2 separate regions of the Homo sapiens genome follow, and region 1 is linked to region 2. The links are chromatin loops, found by intact Hi-C in ENCODE. Cell type or tissue: heart left ventricle. All regions are shown on one strand. Each heading gives the region's core, and the rest is flanking DNA. Links, peaks and the distances in the headings are about the cores only.

The links. A loop is a pair of places that touch in the nucleus more often than their neighbours do. Peaks named below come from ENCODE experiments on the same cell type or tissue, not always from the same donor. Only the 100,000 strongest peaks of a DNase experiment are listed, where the experiment ranks them.
Region 1: a loop joins it to region 2, with 8 times the contacts of the local background. A loop is called at or near these places in 3 of 110 quality-filtered maps.

Annotation. Positions count from the first base shown.
Region 1 is chr9:89,660,092-89,664,475 of GRCh38, reverse strand. All of the region lies in intron 1 of LINC03062 (long intergenic non-protein coding RNA 3062), which reads right to left. Among named protein-coding and RNA genes, the nearest start is that of LINC03062, 23 kb to the right of the region's middle. RefSeq lists enhancers at 1,092-1,628, 1,629-2,166, 2,188-2,482, 2,167-2,703. In heart left ventricle, for the core only: no CTCF peak of the experiment used is centred there; DNase peaks (open chromatin) are centred at 2,355, 3,025 and 3,935; H3K4me3 peaks cover 998 bases; H3K27ac peaks cover 1,470 bases.
Region 2 is chr9:89,737,087-89,741,470 of GRCh38, reverse strand. No RefSeq gene overlaps it. Among named protein-coding and RNA genes, the nearest start is that of LINC03062, 99 kb to the right of the region's middle. RefSeq lists a silencer at 423-472. In heart left ventricle, for the core only: a CTCF peak has its summit at 2,654 (motif pointing right); no DNase peak of the experiment used is centred there.

The DNA.
Region 1 (4,384 bases), core at 144-4,143, 77 kb after region 2:
CCCAGAGAAAAATTCAGAGATAGTGCATTTTTCATTGTTTTCTTGCCAGAAACCTTGGCTCCGTATTCCTATGCCATCCATTACCATTAGCTGTGTGCTCGCCTGCCAGGGCTGGCCCTGCATTCAGGGAGCTCACACACCCTCCAGCTCTGGACTTCCATACCTGGCTGGGGCACCTATAGCCAATAAGCCACTCACATTGGTAAACCTGGTTTAACTCAACTCTCCTGGTTTCTGTGTTTCAAAATCAGAAATCAGCCAAATGTCACTCCCCACCTGGACCGCCAGCTCTGGAGGAAGGGCTGTCAGGTCTGGGTGTCTGCAGCTCAGCTCGGCACCCGAGGGTGCAAGGAAGAAGCCAGTGGGTACATGAAGGACAGCTTGTTTCTCTTTCTTACTGCTGGCTCTCAGCCAATGTCAGAGGATTATCATAGCCCCTACTGCCTCTCCTCTTCTAGACCCCCACTCCCTCTCCTCTTCTCCAAGCTGCCATTCCTGAAATCTGCTTTCATCTGCCTTCCTTCTTGAATAAGGGAGAAAGGAACTAATAGCAGTTGAATTTTACTGTGCCCGGTGCTTTCATTCTATGTTATCTCTGAAAGCATCCCATTTCTCAAGCAGCCTTTTGTAATATTATCCCGATGAGAAAGTAAGGCCCAGAGAAGTTAAGGACTTTTCACAAGGTCACACAGCTGGTAGCAGAGCGAGCATTCAGGCTCCAGCCTGCATAAGGCAAAGTTGGCCCTTGAGCAAAGTTCCTTGGAATTCAGAGGAAATGCTCCTGTTTCAGAAATTGTCATCTCTACAGGGCCAGGTGCCACAAGGTAGAAGAACAGCCCAGTGCCCATCAAGGCCCACACACAGAGCCCAGGGCAGGAAACCCACACAGGAGAGCCACAGTACCCACAGAAACCACTCCCATCAGCCCTGCAGGACCCTGAAGACACCTGGCCACTGCTCTTCCCTCCAGGCCCGCCTGGGAAGGCAGTGGGATAGAACATACAGGGAGAAAGGAGTGCTGTTGGGGATCCCTGGGACTTCCCCAAGGTGCCCAGATGGCCCACAGAAGCACCAGGAGAGTGAGTCACAGCAATTGCTGGTGACCAGCAAGGAGACAGTGAGGATTTCGGAGCCCAGTTCTGGGGATTCTTGGGCCCATTTTCTTTGTGCACAGTCTGGGGGAGGTGGAGAGGTCAGTTCCTCTTAGATCCTTTCGAAAGTCTCCTCAAGAACCCCATCCCAGTATTGTTCCTCTTCCCATCCCCCACTCCTAACACCCCAGGTGACACCTCAGGGGGACGTTTGTGCTTGGACTTGTAGTCCTAGTCCAAGCAATGACCTCCCACTGAGCGTCTCAAGCATCAACCGCAGCACTGAAAGTGTGTGCTTTGCCGCACAGGGACAGAACCCTGGAGTCCTGCTGTCACTACTTGGTCAGCTGAAGAACGGTGTGGGAGCACGGAGCAGGAAGCAACTCCGGCAGCCTCCATGCAGAAACTGCGCTGTGAGCTCTGCCAGCAGAAGCAAGACAAAGAGGAGGGCCTGGCTGACCCGGTCACAATGCAGCCCACCGGACACCTTGCTTAACTGCGTCGCACAGAACAGGCTGCCCTTCATCACAGCCTCGGCCACAGGCCAGGGCAGCCATGGGCAGGGCGAGAATCGGCAGCCACCCAGCTGCTCTACCATCTGTAAAATGAGAGAACGTGCGGCTGAAACTATAGGACACAGCACAGACGCCTGCCCGGTAGAGTACCCCAGGTGGCTGCTAATCACTGCATGCTGACCACCACCCCCCGCCCCACCACCACAACCATGCGCCCTTCACAGATGGAGAAACTGAGGCTGGCAGCAGCAGTGACATTGTTGGTGTCCGGATAGCACCCCCAAGGCTGGCGTACACGCCCCCGAGCGCTCGGCCCCTGAGGGTGGCTTCCAGATGGCCTGAGAGTCAGCTGCCTCTGTTTTCTTAGGAATCTTCAGCAAAGGGGACAGATGACCTGCTTGTGTTGTGCAATTTGTGTAGTGCTCTGGACCTCCCTCTCTGGGGTCACTGTCTGCTGCCGTGGCCAAAACAACATGTGCTGATTTGTAAATAAACACAGTGAGGAGCCCCCTGAGCCCGCAGGAGATGATGATGGCGCTGGGGGCTGAATTTCACAACTGCGTCCCTTTTTGTTTTCAATTAGCTGAGGAGGTGGCTGCCTGCAGGAGGGCAGGAGGCGAGGGGGAGAGGCTGTTTTCCCTCTTGTTCTCGGGGTTGCCCCAGGAAGAAGCCATTCCACAGACAGGCAGGGCGTCCATCCACTAAGATCCCGCTCCTCCTGGGCTGCCCTCCGGATTGGTGGATCAGTGGATTGGTCGCTCCAGGCCCAGCCCAGCCGCACTTGGCAGGAGCCCAGCAAGAAGTGTTGTCCTAGAGCCAGGCAGAAGCAGGTTCCTGTGTTGAATGCAAAGGGCAGCTCTGCATTAGCAGGCTATTCAGACGTGCAGATGCAATTTTAAGAGCGCTTTAGTAATGACAAACATCGTGTTGAGCACAACGAAGGATAAACAGGGATCATGACAGGGAGAGGCCCTTAGATCTCAGTGTTCCACCCTCGAGAGCAGGAGTGGCCCAGCCCAGACTGAAGGCGGCAGCCACTGAGTCCTATTGCAGGGCTCGTGTGTAGAGAAAAAGAGAATGGCCGGAAAGGAAGATGACTTCTTTCCGCGCTATGGGCCGTCTCCCCAAGAGGTGGCCTGTCTTTGCACACTCGCCCTGAACAGCACGCTGCACAAGTCTTCTGCCTGTCACATGTCCACCTGGGGTGTGTTCCCTAGTCCATGCTATCTGTGGAATGCTGTGCGCAAAGCTCCCTGGCATGCACCAGGGAGAAGAGCATTTGGTGGCCATACCAGAGTGGCAGATGCTCACAGAAGACAAAAGGCATGCAGGATCTGTTCTCCACAGCCATGAAGCCCTGGACAAAGCTGTCCAGAGGGCTCAGCTGGTGAGAAATCAGCCAGTCTCCTGCAGGCTCCTCAGCTTCCTTCTTTCTGCCCCTCCCCCGGTGCATGGGCAGAGCATGGCCTCTCTTGCTAAAGGAGAAAAGTATTACCTCTTAGAAGTTTTTCTTATTGCAAATTCAAATTAACTATGTACTTTGATTCCCAAATATCATCACTAAACACTACAGAAAGCTTTAAGAAAACAATGCAGAAAGAGCTCTAATGCACCCAAAATTGTCCTTCTAGAGAGCACAAGGCTTTGCTGAGACATGATGCTTCCTAAGTGATATCCCATCATTTTTGGATGATTCCATTCAAGAATAAGCAACAGGGTTTTTCTAAACCCCTGGTGGACATATGACAGAGTTGTCTATCAAATACATGAATGAGTCTGGGGGCCACATGTGTCTTGGTACAAGAGGATCAAGTATACAAAGCATTCTAGTAATTGCACCTTCAGCTTCTTGTCCTTGAGGCTTGGCTTCTCCCATCCCGACATGGCACTCACGGGCTCCCTTCTCCCTCTGGAGGTCACCCAGTTTTCTCCTCCCTGTGCCCAGCACCTCAAGAGCATGGAGGGCCTAAAGGACAAAGGAAGGAAAGAGACCGCACCCCACAATCCCCACCCCCACCCTGCTGAGGAGCGCAGAGGATTTGAAAGAGGCAGAGATGGTTAACTGATGGCACCAATGCCAACAGGACTCTGCATTTGGCCAGAAGGACCTCAAGGAGGCCTAGGGGCATAACGGAGACCCAGTCTTTTAGCACAGGGAGAGACAGCAGCCCTGAATATGGCCGTGAGGAGCTCCTGTTCTCAGGAAGTGGCCAGTCCTATGTGGGTGGCAAGCCAGAGTTGCCCGGTCGGGGCAGACAGACCCGTTGCTCACCAGCCTCATGTGGCCTCAGATGTCTTTTCCAGTGTTAGGGGAATGACATAGCATGAGGCCAAAGCCTCTCTGCTGCATTTTCACAGTGGAGTTCTACATGGAGCTGCCTGGGGATGTGATGTCAAGGGGACAGCGGCCTCCAGGGTGAGCGGCCTCCAGGGTGAGCAATGGCCCTTTATTTGTCAGATATTTGGAGAAGTAGAAACTGCTAAGAAGAGGAACCAAAGCCTTTCAATGTCATGGCCTGAAGAGAAGAGACACTTACAGGGATGACACAGATGGAGGCAGCAAGACCAGCCAGGTCCACTGGCTCCTGGGCCATGCAGCCTTGGGTCAGGGCACTGTCAGAGAAGGTGCCCTCAGGTAGAAACAGTCAATACAAGCAATTTATTCACTTCCAAGAAGGAAGCCTGAGCTTCCCCTAGAAGGGAGTTGTTCTGCATCTGTTCTCACTACAAAGCCACTTCTCCTGCTTCTTAGCTTCCCCTTCCTTCACCATGATGCCT
Region 2 (4,384 bases), core at 166-4,165:
AGGAGATCGAGACCATCTTGGCTAACATGTTGAAACCCCGTCTCTACTAAAAATACAAAAAATTAGCCGGGCGCAGTGGCATGCACCTGTAATCCCAGCTGCTCAGGAAGCTGAGGCAGGAGAATCGCTTGAACCCAGGAGGCGGAGGTTGCAGTGAGCCGAGATAGCACCACTGCACTCTAGCCTGGCAAAAGAGCAAGACTCCATCACACACACACACACACACAAAAAAAAAATTTCATCCATGTTGTAGCATGGGGCAGAACTTCATTACTTCTTACGGCTGAATTACACTCCATGTATGTTGTTTTAAAATGTGCTGGGGATTTGTTTCAATCAGGTGTAGTAAGAAATTCAGACACAGAAAAGACTGTTAGGAAGGAGAAAGTTAATATTCACAGACTCTGGACACAGGAGGCAGGGCACGCCACACCCCGGGCCACACAAGGAAGCACCAGGGTGGGTCAGGGGGCAGGGGTGGGGACGGGGGCAGGGGGTGCAGACGTGGGCAGGAGCCTTTATTGGGGTTTCCGCAGGAAGGAACAAGCGAGGCAGGGTAAGCAGGCTTAGGGTTGGCTAGTTTGCATGATTTCAGCAGGCTCTAGGGTGCAGGGGCTGTCCCTAGGTGTCTCGTACGTGCCCTGGGCTGATGAGTGCAGGGAGATAGTGCCCTGGACTGTGAGAGCCCCATAGAGGAGGTAGTTGGGGTGGCTTGGGACTGGCTGGTTTGCTTATGAAAGGGATGTTTGCAGGGGAACTTCACTGGAAATCAGCTGGTCCCTGGAACGAGCAGCCCCTCCAGGGTCAGCAAGGTCCCAGATGTCACAGCATCAGGAAATAGTAAAAATTAAAAACCTAATTAATACATATGTATAGACCACATGTTGTTTATCTACTCATCCATCGATTGCCTCCTGGGCTGTTTCTAACTTTTGGCTATTGCAAATAACGCTGCTAGCAACATCGACATAGCAGTGTCTGTCCAAGCCCCAAGCAGCCTAGATATATTTAAAGTGCAGTTAGGAACTTTTTTTTCCCCAGAAAATGAGGAAGGAGGTAGCAACAAAATCAAGGGTTGAAATACAAAATAGTCTTAACTCACAGAAGATGTTTGGGGCTAAGTTCTCACCCCCAGCTCCATTTTTTCCATCATTCTTGGCCGAAAGAATCAGAAACCCTGTTTCTAGACTGATAGCCACCACCCAGCCATGGCTCCTTTCCTGAAGCAGAAAATGACCCGGGTCTAGCAGCGTGGCTCTGATTACAGACAGGGAGTGAGCCATATCAGGTGCACTGAGAGCCCTTTGCCAACACAAAAAGCTACTCGCAAGCCCAAAATACTGAGGCACAGTGACCTCTGAGGCCGGGTCCCCTTTGCCACTCCACCACTGAGCCCCTGCCTGTCTGACCACCAGGGCCAGCACGTGGATCCCTGTCTCCAAGGTGAGGACAGCACCCCCGTGGCCCTTCTGGCCTTGTTGGAGATATTAATGATGCAGTATCATCAGAAGTCCGAGAAATAAGGACATAGATAACGACTAGGTCTTTCAAGGAAAGAAAATACTGGTCATTACTAGAACCCTTGATGACCAGTTTTTCAGATTTTTTCATTGTACTCTTTCTTGGGTTATTTTCAAAAACAGTCAACCCATGCACAACAATGCATGTGATAACCATCTTCTAGCATTAAGGAGGAAAGGCACCTCTGACTCAAAATCAGCCCAAAGATCACTAAACCCTGCAGTTGCTGAGGTCAGCTGGAAGCTCTTCCTCCTCTAAGCCCCAGCTTCTCCTCGCTCAGACGCTAACCATGACTCTTGTGAATTTCTCAAGCGGCTTGGAGAAAATGAGAGAAAGAAAGGATGTGGGTGCCACTTTGGAGATGATCAAGGAAAACTGAAAGACGAGTTAAATGCTTGGACAGTGCCCTCCAGCCTAAGGGAAGCTCTCCTGCAAGTGGCCACTGTGGCTGGAAGTCCATGGAGCCATTTGGCTTCCACTTCCTCTCTGGTTTTTCTGCATCCCTCATTAAACTTGGACTGTTTTGTTTTGTGTTGTTTTGTTTTTGTTTTTGTTTTTGTTTTGCCCCTTCCCAGGGCTTGCCAGCAAGAACAGCAAAAAGAGAAAGGACAGTCTCAAATTCAGAGAAATTAAGCTAATTTGAGGAACATGGGTCTTGATAGTGTTCTCATTTATATTTCCAACTCATTGGTTTCAATCACTGTAATACTTGACATCATGGAGCCAAACAGAAACATTCCTCGTTCATTCACTGGGCAAGTATGTATTGAGCATCTACAAGGAGCCACACTACTCTAGGTGGTAAGGATTCATCAGTGAGCAAGACAGAAAGGCTCCTGCTCTTCCTGAGCTTATCTACGGGGAAACAGGAGTGCACTGAATGATGGAGTTTCAGGGAGGACTGTGAACTTCAAAGAATGATAAAGCAGGAGCCAGGTATGTGAAGTGGAGGCAGGACCTCCGTGAGACCCTGCAGCTCAGGCATAGGATGCTCCCCACTGAGGGAACCTCAAAAGGAGGCCCAAGTAGGGGAGCTGTCTGACAGAGTTCATCTAGGGCAGCCTCTGAGGCACAGAGCAAGGTGAGAGCAGGGAAGAGTGTCCTGGAAGGACATCGGCAAGATCCCCAGCAGGGCATGTGACAAGGTCTCCAAGAGAGGGAGCCATAATCAGAGCTAGGCCAGGCTGAGGCTGCAGAGACAGTGCCGGGAAAGCTGCTCCCCAGAAGCTGGCGTGTCCCTTTCAAGGGCTTCGTCTGACACCAGTCCCATCCTTGCTGCTCTCGGTGACGCATGCACACACACATTCTGCTGCCTGCTGGACACGACTGGAAGGGTCCAAGCTGGGAAAGCCACAAATGAGAGATCAAGTTAGAAGACAAAATGGATGGATTAAAGTGTGAACAAGGCCAAACCCTCCCTCCCAGCCATGCAAACTCCACTTGGTTTTACCTCAAGGAGAAGCGTTTTGAAATGACATGCAGATAGAGAGGGGTGTGTGTTCATAAGGAGATCTGTAACTTTAAATGCAAAGCAACATTTAAAAACATGTAGTAGGTTATCTTTTTCTCATGCAAAGTTCAAGTTGACAAAGACCTTTGGGGATGGAACAGTTGCATAAGCACGGGATTAGCTGTACTTGATGATAAATAAATGAATGACAACGAGTGAGGCAAGCCTAGTATATACCGAGCAGCTACCAGCACCCCTATGTTTAAGACTTAGCTGAAACCCAGCTTTTGGGTTTTATTTGAGCCTTCCTTGATTTTCTGTCACTCCCACTACACACCTGGGTCTTCTGCCACCCATGGTCCATGAGTCTTCTGGCCTACCCTCGGGGGCACCTTGGCATTCCAATCTTCTGTTTCCATGCCTGGCTTCCCCATACAGCTCAGCTCCCCTGGGTCTTCGTCATAGCCTGGACCTAGCTTGGAACAAGCAGCACATAATAGCTCAATAAATATTTGCTGAATAAGTGAATAGGTGGCAGCCTTCACCAGTGCTCTCTGGGTTAATGCTCACAGCCACCCTGACTGTGGGCATCGTTATTGTTTCCACATTTACAGATGAGTAAATGGTGACCCAGGGAGGTCGGATCACTTCCCCTGGGCCAAACATCTGGCTAGTGACAAAAATAAGATTTAAACCTCAGTGAGACCAAATCCAGAGTCTACGCCTTTGGCTCAGTCTATGCCTTTGCCTCCTGTTCCTCTGAGAAAAACCTTGACTGAGTCTTAGAAGATTCAGAAAGATCCAGAGAGAGCCCGGGAAGCCAGTTGCTCTCATTGTTCGGTGCTAATGAAGGCTCTTTCCTTTTAGAAGTGGCCAAGAGTAACAATGTTAGGGCCAAAGTTTTTATTCAATGGATAATCAGTGAGACCTGAGTTTTATTCCATCCCTATCACTCACATCTTTGTGTCTCTGAGCAAGTAAATCACTTCATTTTTCGGGTACTCCTTTTCCTTCATTCAGTCATTCAACAAACACTTACCAAGTGCCCATGATGCACCAAGTAATGCATTGGGTGCCAGAGATGCAAAGATAAACATCCCTGGCTGCCTGTCTTCAGAAAGCTCACTAGCTAGCTAGGAGACAGGCCTGCAAATCAGCAATTCTAATGGAGGTTTATACAAATTCTACACAAGGTGCAAAGGAGCACAGGAAAGAGGACATAAGGCTGCAGAGGGTCAAGGGGTAGGGAAGAAAGGCTTTATGGAGGAGAGAGCCCCTGAGCTCTCTAGCAAAGTCCAAGGCCTGGAAGCTCCCTTCCAGCTGATGGCACAGGAATTCTGGATGCTGAAGTGCCATAAATGGAGGACTTGGGGGAAGGGGGACTTCTCCTTGAGCCTTTTGTGCTTTAGGGGG